Regions from separate parts of the Homo sapiens genome. Here region 2 is linked to region 1. A link is a contact called in ENCODE Hi-C or POLR2A ChIA-PET data. All regions are on one chromosome and are shown on one strand. Each heading gives the region's core, a stretch centred on a gene start or an enhancer-like site at or near the end of the contact. The rest is flanking DNA. Distances are from core to core; before and after follow the strand shown.

Region 1 (4,873 bases), core at 924-3,423:
GGATAATGGCTGCAAGCCTAAGCAAATTAAGACAGAAACAGAAAACCAAATACCACATATTCTCACTTATAAGTGGGAACTAAACATAGAGCACACATGGACATAAAGAAGGGAACAATAGACACCAAGCATACTTTTCTAGGTGGTGAAAATTTTCTGCATCTTGGCTATGCAATTGTATTCATTTCTCAAAACTCATTAAAATATGCACTTAAAAGTTGGCTTTTTAAAGTATAAATTCCTAAACCTGACCAAAATACATTTGCAATAAACATCTCCCCGTGCCCTGCCCCACAGACATAATATCATGCTGTTATAATAATAGTGTATATACAATTTTTTGAGAACTCTCTTCCCACTGGATATACTTTTTGAATAGCTTTCCCTGTTGCTGCACTATTCTGAGTCTGAGATGCTGCCATCCAGGATGGTCCTAGGCTCCAGCCACTGGAGGGAAAACAGCTAATCCAGTGAGATCCAACACGTGATAAGACCAGCATCCTGAGTGTGCTTTCCGGTGTTGTGAAATTAATTGACGTGTCACCAGTCCCAAATTCACATTTTCTCCGTGAGGCATCTGGGGGATGCAATCGTGTCAGAGAGCTGTGAGGCATCAGAAGTGAGGCTGGCACAGACTCCTCTCAGCAGGCCAGGGGTGCATCGCTCCTCCCCTTTTCTCGGGCACTTCCCAGCGTGAAGCTGCTGACTCCATGCCATGTGTACTTTTAGAAATGAAATGCCCCAGCCCACTTCACTCTTGGCATCTATGGATTGGAGTGAACACTGAAGTTAACAGACATCTGAATAAGAATAGAAAAGAAATCCAAACAGAAAAACCACATTCCCTTCCAGTCTAGTTAAAGCCATAATTTTAAATTAATCACTCACATTCTGTTCAGAGGTTATTTTCTTGGTCTATGACATAGTCACCCAGGATACTCATAACTGGTAATAAAAATTATGAGGGCAATTAAAAATACCAAGACTCCGGTTCCGCACAATGAGCCTTGCCCCTGACCAACCAAATGGCTCATCATCCATCCCGAGGGCAACCACTGGGTGCCTTCTCTGATGGCCTCTTCCAGAAGGCTTCTCCAATTACAATGGTCTGTGACTTGTGATGACACAATCTCCTAAAACCCCAAATCTTCTACAAACTCTTCCAACTCCAGTAACCCCCAAAGCAGGGCAAACTAAATAGATAGTCCATTTCCTTCCCAGGGGATAGAGTCAGAGTCATTAAAAGTGGTCTTTAATGTGAGAAATTGAAAAGGAGTTGGGAAAGTGATAATAACTTCTGCAAGACCAGGAAAGTGTCATTAAAGACATGATGGGAAACCAGTGAGAACCCTGCTCACTTTGGGCCATTATTGATGGGTAATGAAAACATAAAGGAGTTCATAGGGAGTGAGACAAAGCTTTCAGGCTATGAGGAGTGACTTCCAGAGGAAGCAAGGTCCTGAAGGAGATGTACTCAAAAGAAAAGAATAGCATAAAAGGGGCATAGAGGGAGAAGGGGCACTAGAGGTGGGGAGGAGGGGAGAGGGTCACAACTGGGGCAGACCACAAGCATTGGCAAGAAGGGGAGGGGGACAGAAAAGAGCAGCCCAGAACCATGGGTGCCTTTCTTCCCGTTGTGCAATTTTTTTTTTTTTTTTGAGACCGAGTCTCACTCTGTCACCCAAGCTGGAGTGCAGTGGTGCGATCTCGGCTCACTGCAATATCCGCCCCCGGGGTGCAAGTGATTCTCCTGCTTCAGCCTCCCCTCCCGAGTAGCTGGGATTACAGGCGCCTGCCACCGTGCCCCACTAATTTTTATATTTCTTGTAGAGATGGAGTTTCACCATCTTGGCCAGGCTGGTCTTGAACTCCTGACCTTGTGATTCCCCCACCTCGGCCTCCCAAAGTGCAATTTTTGATGCTGAGTAAAACTGAAAGCTGTGCCCCATTGGAAGGCTGTTGTCCCACACACCTTACACTCATAAAGTTTCTCCCCAGTGCAAACTCTGATGCAGAACCTAGATGATTTTTCAACTGGATGCTTTCTCACATTCCTGGCATTCATGAAATTCTCCCCCAGTGTGTGTTCCTTGCTGCACTGTGAAGCAAGAGACACAGGGAGCCTTTGCCAGCATTCCCCAAGTTCACAGACGGTTTCCCAGCATGGAATCTCTGGTGCTGAAGAATTACCCACCTCTGGCAGAAGGCCCTGCATGCTCTTTACATTCATAACATTTCTCTCCCTGTAGACTCTGTGATGCTGAATCAGGACAGAGGAAGACTAAAACTACACCCACACCCTTTACATTTGTAGGGTTTCTCCTTAGTGTGAATGCACACTCATGAACCGAAAAGCATGTTCATATTCCTTACATTCAAAGGGTTTCTCCCCAGTGTGGGTTCTCTGATGCTGAATAAGTGTTCCATTATATCTGAAGGTTTTCCCCAAGTCCCCACATTTCTAGGGCTTCTCTCCATTATGAAGTTTCTGATGTTGCAGAAGGAAGGACTTTCTTTCCTCCTTTCTTTCCTCCTTCCCAATGCCCAGTGAAGGCATTGTCTACATGCTTGATGTGAGCAGGGCTTCTTCCCAGTGTGGATTTTCTGGTGCCATGACTATTTCAACCCATATCTGAAGCCTTTCCCATCTTCTTTCCACTGTAGACCTTCTCATGAGCAGGGATCCTGTGGTGCTTGTGAAGATCTGAATGTCAGTTGAAATATTTGCTACATATATGGAACAACTGCATCCTAGCAATGCTCTGAATTGCAATGAGGTGTGTGCTGACTTCACTTTTTCCCAATTTCTTGGCTATCTCCTCTTTAGATGGTGGAGGGTTATAACCTTGGGCTGTCAAAACCCTAAATTCTCTGCTCTTTAATTTTGTTTTCTTCCCTGTGTCGTACAGCTGCAGCTTCTCTGAACCGTCCCTGAGGTCAGAGTCCTGGGGAACATCAGCAATGCTGCCCTGGACATCTGACACTCAGGATCCTCTGAAATGTTCAGCTTTGGATCTGGTTCCCACTCCTGGTCTTGGTTTTTCCACCTATGCAGCATCTCTCGGAGCCTCTTCATCCATGGGTGCCCAAGGATCAATGCTTTTTTTTTTTTTCTTTTTTTGTCTTTAGTTTTCTAAAGTTCAATTATGATGTGTTTTGTTTTGTAATTATTTAGGCTTATCTTGTTTGGAGAACACTCGGCTTTTTTAAAGTGTTGCTCTACATTCTTTGTCAAATCTGAGACATTTTCAGCCTTTGTTTCTTCAGTTAGTTTCTCAGCCCCACCCTTTTATTGCCCTCCCTCTGGGACTCTGATGGTACAAATGTTAGATCTGTGTTACTGTCTCACAGTTTTCTCACTGTTGTTTGTATTAGGTAATTATATTGCTCCATCTTCAAGTTCACTGATTCTTTCTTTTATATTCATCCTGTTAACAAGCCTATACAGTAAGTTTTAAATTTCAGTCATTGTATTTTTCAGTTCTATCATTTCCTTTCAGTTCTCTTTCACAGTTTCTTTTCTTTGATTCCACTTTCTATTTTTTTTCATTTGTTTCAGGAGTATTTGTAATTGCCTACTGCAATCTTTAGCAAAAAGAGCAAAGCTGAAGCTGAAGGCATCACACTACCAGACTTCAAAATACACTGTTGGGGTTCAGAAAACAGTAGCCCAAAATGAAAGCCTCAGAATCAGCCTCAGAAACAAAAGATTTTCTTTGACTTTTCATGCCTTCCTGTCTCTCAGTCCCATTCTCCCCTGAGGCTTGCCATAGAAACTAGAATTCCCATTCTGTAAGGTGGCTCATAGAAACCAGAATCTCTTTTCCCCAAAGACAGTCATAAAACCTAAAAATAGTACTCTAATTTTTTCTCCACCTTTCTATGTAAAAACTGGCCATGTAAAAAAATAACTTAAAAAGAAAAAAAGTTACCTGATCTACCTTGCTTGACTATAGGTCATAAGACCCCCCCATTCCAGAGAGGGTCCTGCTTTACACCCAGAAGGAAGGAATGCCACTCAGAGAGGCCAAGAGAAATATTGACAGACAGGCCTTGTTGGGTTTCCCCACTCCATCTATTAGCATTAGATCATGTCCTTTTTTGTCCAGTCGTATTTCTTCAAAACTGTTCGTACTTTGTTGAACCTAAGCACAAAAGTGGACAATTTCCCCTGAATCTTTGGGTCTTCATTCTGAAGGTCTCTGTGTACACATGTTAAATAAATGTGTATGCCTTTATTAATCTATATTTTGCAAGTTGATTTTCCAATGAATCTTCTGAGGGCAAAGGGGGAAATCTCCCCTTGGTCCCTGCAATACTGCAAAGCTATCATAGTCAAAACAATACGACACCTGCATAAAAACAGACACATAGACCAATAGAGTAGAATAGAGAGTCCAGAAAGGAATCCACACACCTAGAGCTAACTAATTTTTAACAAAGGTGAGGAAAAAACAGTCTCTTTAATAAATGCTGCTGAAAAAAACTGGATATCCACATGCAAAAGAATGAAACTAGACCCTGTCTTTCACTATTTAAAAAAAATCAACTCTTGTAAATTTGTTTGAGTTCATTGTAGATTCTGGATATTAGCCCTTTGTCAGATGAGTAGGTTGTGAAAATTTTCTCCCATTTTGTAGGTTGCCTGTTCACTCTGATGGTAGTTTCTTTTGCTGTGCAGAAGTTCTTTAGTTTAATTAGATCCCATTTGTCAATTTTGGCTTTTGTTGCCATTGCTTTTGGTGTTTTAGACATGAAGTCCTTGCCCATGCCTATGTCCTGAATGGTAATGCCTAGGTTTTCTTCTAGGGTTTTTATGGTTTTAGGTCTAACGTTTAAGTCTTTAATCCATCTTGAATTGATTTTTGTATAA
Region 2 (4,862 bases), core at 1,738-4,237, 46 kb before region 1:
TGTTGCTTTGCAAAGAACCCGGGACTCAAAATCAAGTGAACTACTTATTTCCTTGATTCTGTGACTCATGAGATATGAACAGAATGAAGTGTTTTCCTTCTCTATATTTAATCAATGATTTCTATAGGAGGCATCTCATTGCATGGGGCCCAGAGTGTCACATCTAAACTCTTCACCACAAGTATTCCTTCCAAAGTCTTAAATCTCTATCAACTCTGCCAGGTAGAGTCCCCTCTCTCTTCCCCTGCCCCCAACTTACACTTAGCTTTGTCCCCTCTACTTTTCAGAGAAGTTCTCTTGGGCATGTACATCCTAGTTCTCAACAAGTCTCCCAGATTCTGGAGGCTGGCTCATAACCAATCACAGGCTCAAAACAGAAGGTCTTTCTCTGCAAACATCATTGCACCGGCACTGTGAGGAGCTCCATTGAGTTACCATATGTATATATGGAGAGACAAATCCATTATTATAATTGCAGACTTCAATACCCATCTTTCAATAATGGATAGATTAAGAAAACAGAAAATCAAATGACCTGAATAGTACTATCAATCAGTGTGATCTACTAACATATATCTATTACATTAATTGAATCAATGTTTAAAAACCTTCCAAAAAAAGAAAAAAACACCAGCACAGATGTTTTCAATGGTGAATCCTATCAAGCATTTAAGGAAGAAACAATACCAGTTCTCCACAATATCTTCCACAAAATAGAAGCAGAGAGAATGCTTCATAACTTATTCTATGATACCAGAATTTCACCAATACCAAAATCAAATTAAGACATTACAAGTAAAGAAAATTAAGAACAATTATCTGTTATGAGAATAGGTGGAAAACTTCAAACAAAATGTTAGCTTTAAATCAATCCAATAATGTATCAAAAGAATTATACACCACAACCAAGTGGGATTTATCCCATATATTCAAGGCTGGCTCAACATTTTGAAATCAATTAATTAATCCATCACATCAATAAGCTAAATTTTTTAAAAAATCATATTACTATATCAATTGATGCAGAAAACCACTTGATAAAATCCAAAACCCATTCATGATTTAAAAAAAAAATCCTCTTACCAAAATATTCATTAATTGTAACAAATAAACATGCCCTATATATATGATTTCATATATATAAATATATGAATATATATATGAATTCTTATATAAATATATGAATATATATGAATTCATATATAAATATATGAATATATATGAAATCATATATAAAAATATTTGTATATGAATTCATATATATTCATATATTTATATCTATATGAATTTATATATATGAATTCATATATATATGAATATATATAAATATATGAATATATATATGGTGTGGTTTTATATATGATGCTGATAATGGGGCAAATGGGTGTGAAATATATAAGAACTCTCTTTGCAAACTTTCTGTAATATAAACTAATTCTGAAATTAAAAGTTTCCTTTTTTAATTATTTTTCAATTTGGCCCATTTTCTAGTGGAGAAAGGAAGCAACTTTATACACAACTATGAAGCAGAGAAGAAGGTGGAATGTGAATTGTTCTGACGGTGTTAAATGGTAGGACGTTATTAATCTGGGGAAAATAAAGGTGACAAGTTGTAACTTTGCATGACATTTGAAAGCACTGCTAAAGGAGGATGTAGCAGGCTGCCTGGAAAGTCACCAGCACTTTGAAAACAGTGGCTGCCCAAGTTCTTGACTGTGTTGTCATACAGGTACCTCACTCAAAGGGTGGGTGCCAAACTGGGAGACTGTATTTGTGCTTCTGTTGTGTGTGTGTTGTTTTTTTCTTTCTTTCTTTCTAATTTAGTCTTCAGGTCTCTCTCACATGAGTGCGATAAACTCTAGCACTTCCCTGATTCAGGAATTTGGTGATAGATGTTTGCAGTGTGCCTCTCATAAGATACTTCTTTATCCTTGTGGATGGGCTGATACCTAAGTGTCACTTGTGACCAGCTATCACTTTCACAGAAACTGATTTTTACTGCCCTTGTGGATCATGTCTCACCTGTGTTCAGTTTATTCCTACTAAGATAGCCAATGTCTAGGAAAGCCCTGCCCAGGAGAGAAGTTATTCTCTGGTCTATGGATCAGATGAGAAAGAGGAGGCAACTCAACAAAATCCATGAAATCACAGAAGCAGTTTCTTACAGATCCCAGAGAGAAGAAGGCAGCATGCTTCACAGGGCCAGTGGGAAAGGAGGAGCCAACAGGGAAACAAACGTTCAAACAGTGGATGGGGAACAAGAGAGAGAACAAGGGACCTACGGGCCAAAGTGTTCATTGGAGTCCAAGGCATTATCCCAGCAGGCTTCCCAAGGGGAGTTCTAATTGATTAGAGCCAGCAGGCATCAGCTCCGTGCAGTCATGCTGCAACTGAGACATGATCACTGTGGCACATCTGTGAGATCCATGCTGGGGGTGGGAGTCAGTGAGGTAAGTCAAGTAGGTTGTATCCAGCTGTCTCATAGGAAAGTGGTCAGCAGGGGATGATTTATAGGGCAGATGTCCAGGTCAACCATGCTCAGGAACTGGGAGCAGGTAAAGAACTAGGCACCATGTCAAGGGTGACAAGGAAGTTAAACCTATATTCAAAGTGGATGTTGAAGCCACACAAAATTATAAGAATTCACTACAGCTTCCTATACCAGTCTGCACATTAAAATCACAGAAATACTGCATAGAAATACCAATTCCTAGGCCACCTATGGTGATGTTAATTTAGTAGGTCTGCAATGAGACCCAGGAATTTTTATATTTAGATGGGTGTACATTTTACCCTAAGCCTTTCGTTTAGATGATTGCAACCACAATTCTTTCAGGCAAATTATTCAACTACTTGGAATCCACATCCACATCCTTTTCTCCTGACTGAAACAGAGGAAAGTATTTTTCCCTAGCCCATCCTAGAAACGTATAACTCACTCACCGCTCCCTATTACAAAGAATACCCCTGCTCTATGGTTTGTATGGAATGTGACTCCAAGTACTGATCTCATTTGAATTGTTTCCTTTATACCTGCACGGCCACCTATGTGTCCCTGTCAATGTTGTTTTTGTGTTTTCCACATGTCAATGCATATGTTTCCAAGTACACGCCTGACAGCGAAGAGAAGTCTTTAACTTGATAAAAGTGAACCTGGATGTTAGCTAGTTTGAACTGATGAAGCAGTGAGAGGCGTCGCATGGTACAGCTTGCATTAAACTGGTTTGCACCTCAACTTCAGTGGGTATATAAACCCCCAGGGCCTTGTTAACTGCAGATGCTGATTCAGTAGGTATAGGATGGGGGTGGAGAGTCTGTTCTCAGGTGAGGTGGAGGCTCCTGGTCTTGAATGCAAGGCATCACTCCCTCTAGAAGAGGTGTGTACCCTTGGTCTCTGAGGCAAACCATTACTCTCCCCAGGTGACTGGGTGCCCTTGGTCTCTGATGTAGACCATTGCCCTCTCCAGGTGATTGTGGTACCCTTTCTGTCTGATATAAGGCATCACCCTCTCCGGAAAGTAAATCTCCAGTGGCTGGGAGGAAGCTACATTATTGATTGTCACTGAACACTCTATGAGACAGAGACTTGAGCGGAGAGTGTTGTGCCTTGTGGTGTGTGTAGAGTAAGGTTTGCCTTACAACTCAGCAATGGTGAAAGGGAGGAATGGTATCCCAGGACACCAGCGGCAACTCATATCTTCTCTTGAGAATTTGGTTGGGTGGGCAGACGTCCACAGTAAGGGGCCCTTCTTCAACAGCTTCCAGGTACCAAGAGGAGTCTCTCTCCCCTGTCCATGGTTTGAGAAACTCAGGAGGTGCTGTGTTCCCTGCAAGTTACTGAGCTGTTGTTATTGTTTACCTGGTCCCTTCAGGCATGCTGTTAAAAAAAAAATCAGTACTCTGATTTGCACAGATTTGCACAGTACTCTGATTTTTCACTTATCTTTGGAATGTTCATCAACACTAGTTTGTGCCCAGTACTGCAGTTTCTGCTCTATGTAGAGCAATGAATAAAACACAGCCTCTGTCCTCACATAGCTTTCACTGCCTTTCAGGTGATAAGCATGTCAATCAATAATCACAGAATTGATCCATATGGATGTGATGGTAGATGTGTTCACTACACAGATAGTTTTGATCACCTACTATGTGCCCAGCACTACTCTGGATACTTGTAATTCATCAATAAACCAATAGCAACAAAAACATAGATTTCTTGGCCAAGCATGATGGCTCACACCTGTAATCTCAGCACTTTAGAAGGCTAAGGAGGGTGGATCACTTCAGGACAGGAGTTTGAGACCAGCCTGGCCAACATGGCGAAACCCCGTCTCTACTAAAAATACAAAAATTAGCCAGGCATGGTGGCACATGCCTGTATTCCCAGCTACTCGGGAGGCTGAGGCATGAGAATTGCATGAACCCAGGAGATGGAGATTGTGGTAAGCTGAGGTTGTGCCACTACACTCCAGCCTGGGCAACAGAGTGAGACTGCATCTCAAAAAAAAAAAAAAAAAAAAAAAGATTTATTCTTAAAACTTATTTTCTGGGAGAGGGTAATACATAATAAGTAAAACAAATAAGTAAATGTCATAATATGCTGCATATTAATAGAGTCTATGAAAAACCAGAGCGAGCTAAGCGGACTTGGTGCAGAGGTACAGAGGAAGAAGAGGTTTGAATTCTTTCTGACAGACTGTCGGGAATGACTTTCTGGATGAGGTGATGTCTGAGGTGGGAATTCAAGAAGCTGGATATTTTCAAAGGTTCCCAGAAGACTAGGGGAGCTGAAGCACATCAGCTGAAGGAAAGAGCACGTTAACGGTGTCTAGCATCAGACTCCTTTGTGCTTCTGGATACAG

Evidence for each region. Hi-C counts contacts between places; a loop is a spot of excess contacts on that map. ChIA-PET counts read pairs that join two places held with the same protein, here RNA polymerase II (POLR2A). Pooled maps may share reads with other maps.
Region 2: a map of PC-9 shows a loop between it and region 1 (5-fold over the local background). The contact joins two enhancer-like sites. A Hi-C loop is called at or near these places in 3 of 168 maps with a recorded cell type or tissue (Calu3, IMR-90 and PC-9), 7 of 37 single-sample maps with no recorded cell type and 4 of 50 pooled maps. POLR2A ChIA-PET finds 5 or more read pairs at or near these places in 4 of 52 experiments (AG04449, AG04450, PC-9 and 1 more).

What each region holds. Positions count from the first base shown.
Region 1 is chr7:46,142,796-46,147,668 of GRCh38, reverse strand. It overlaps the pseudogene ZNF619P1. Among named protein-coding and RNA genes, the nearest start is that of IGFBP3, 220 kb to the right of the region's middle. Within about 2 kb of position 2,173, at least 4 of the 41 ENCODE cell types and tissues checked have a DNase peak (open chromatin) inside an H3K27ac peak, as active enhancers do; they include PC-9, where a contact is called at or near this core.
Region 2 is chr7:46,189,981-46,194,842 of GRCh38, reverse strand. No RefSeq gene overlaps it. Among named protein-coding and RNA genes, the nearest start is that of IGFBP3, 270 kb to the right of the region's middle. Within about 2 kb of position 2,987, at least 2 of the 41 ENCODE cell types and tissues checked have a DNase peak (open chromatin) inside an H3K27ac peak, as active enhancers do; they include PC-9, where a contact is called at or near this core.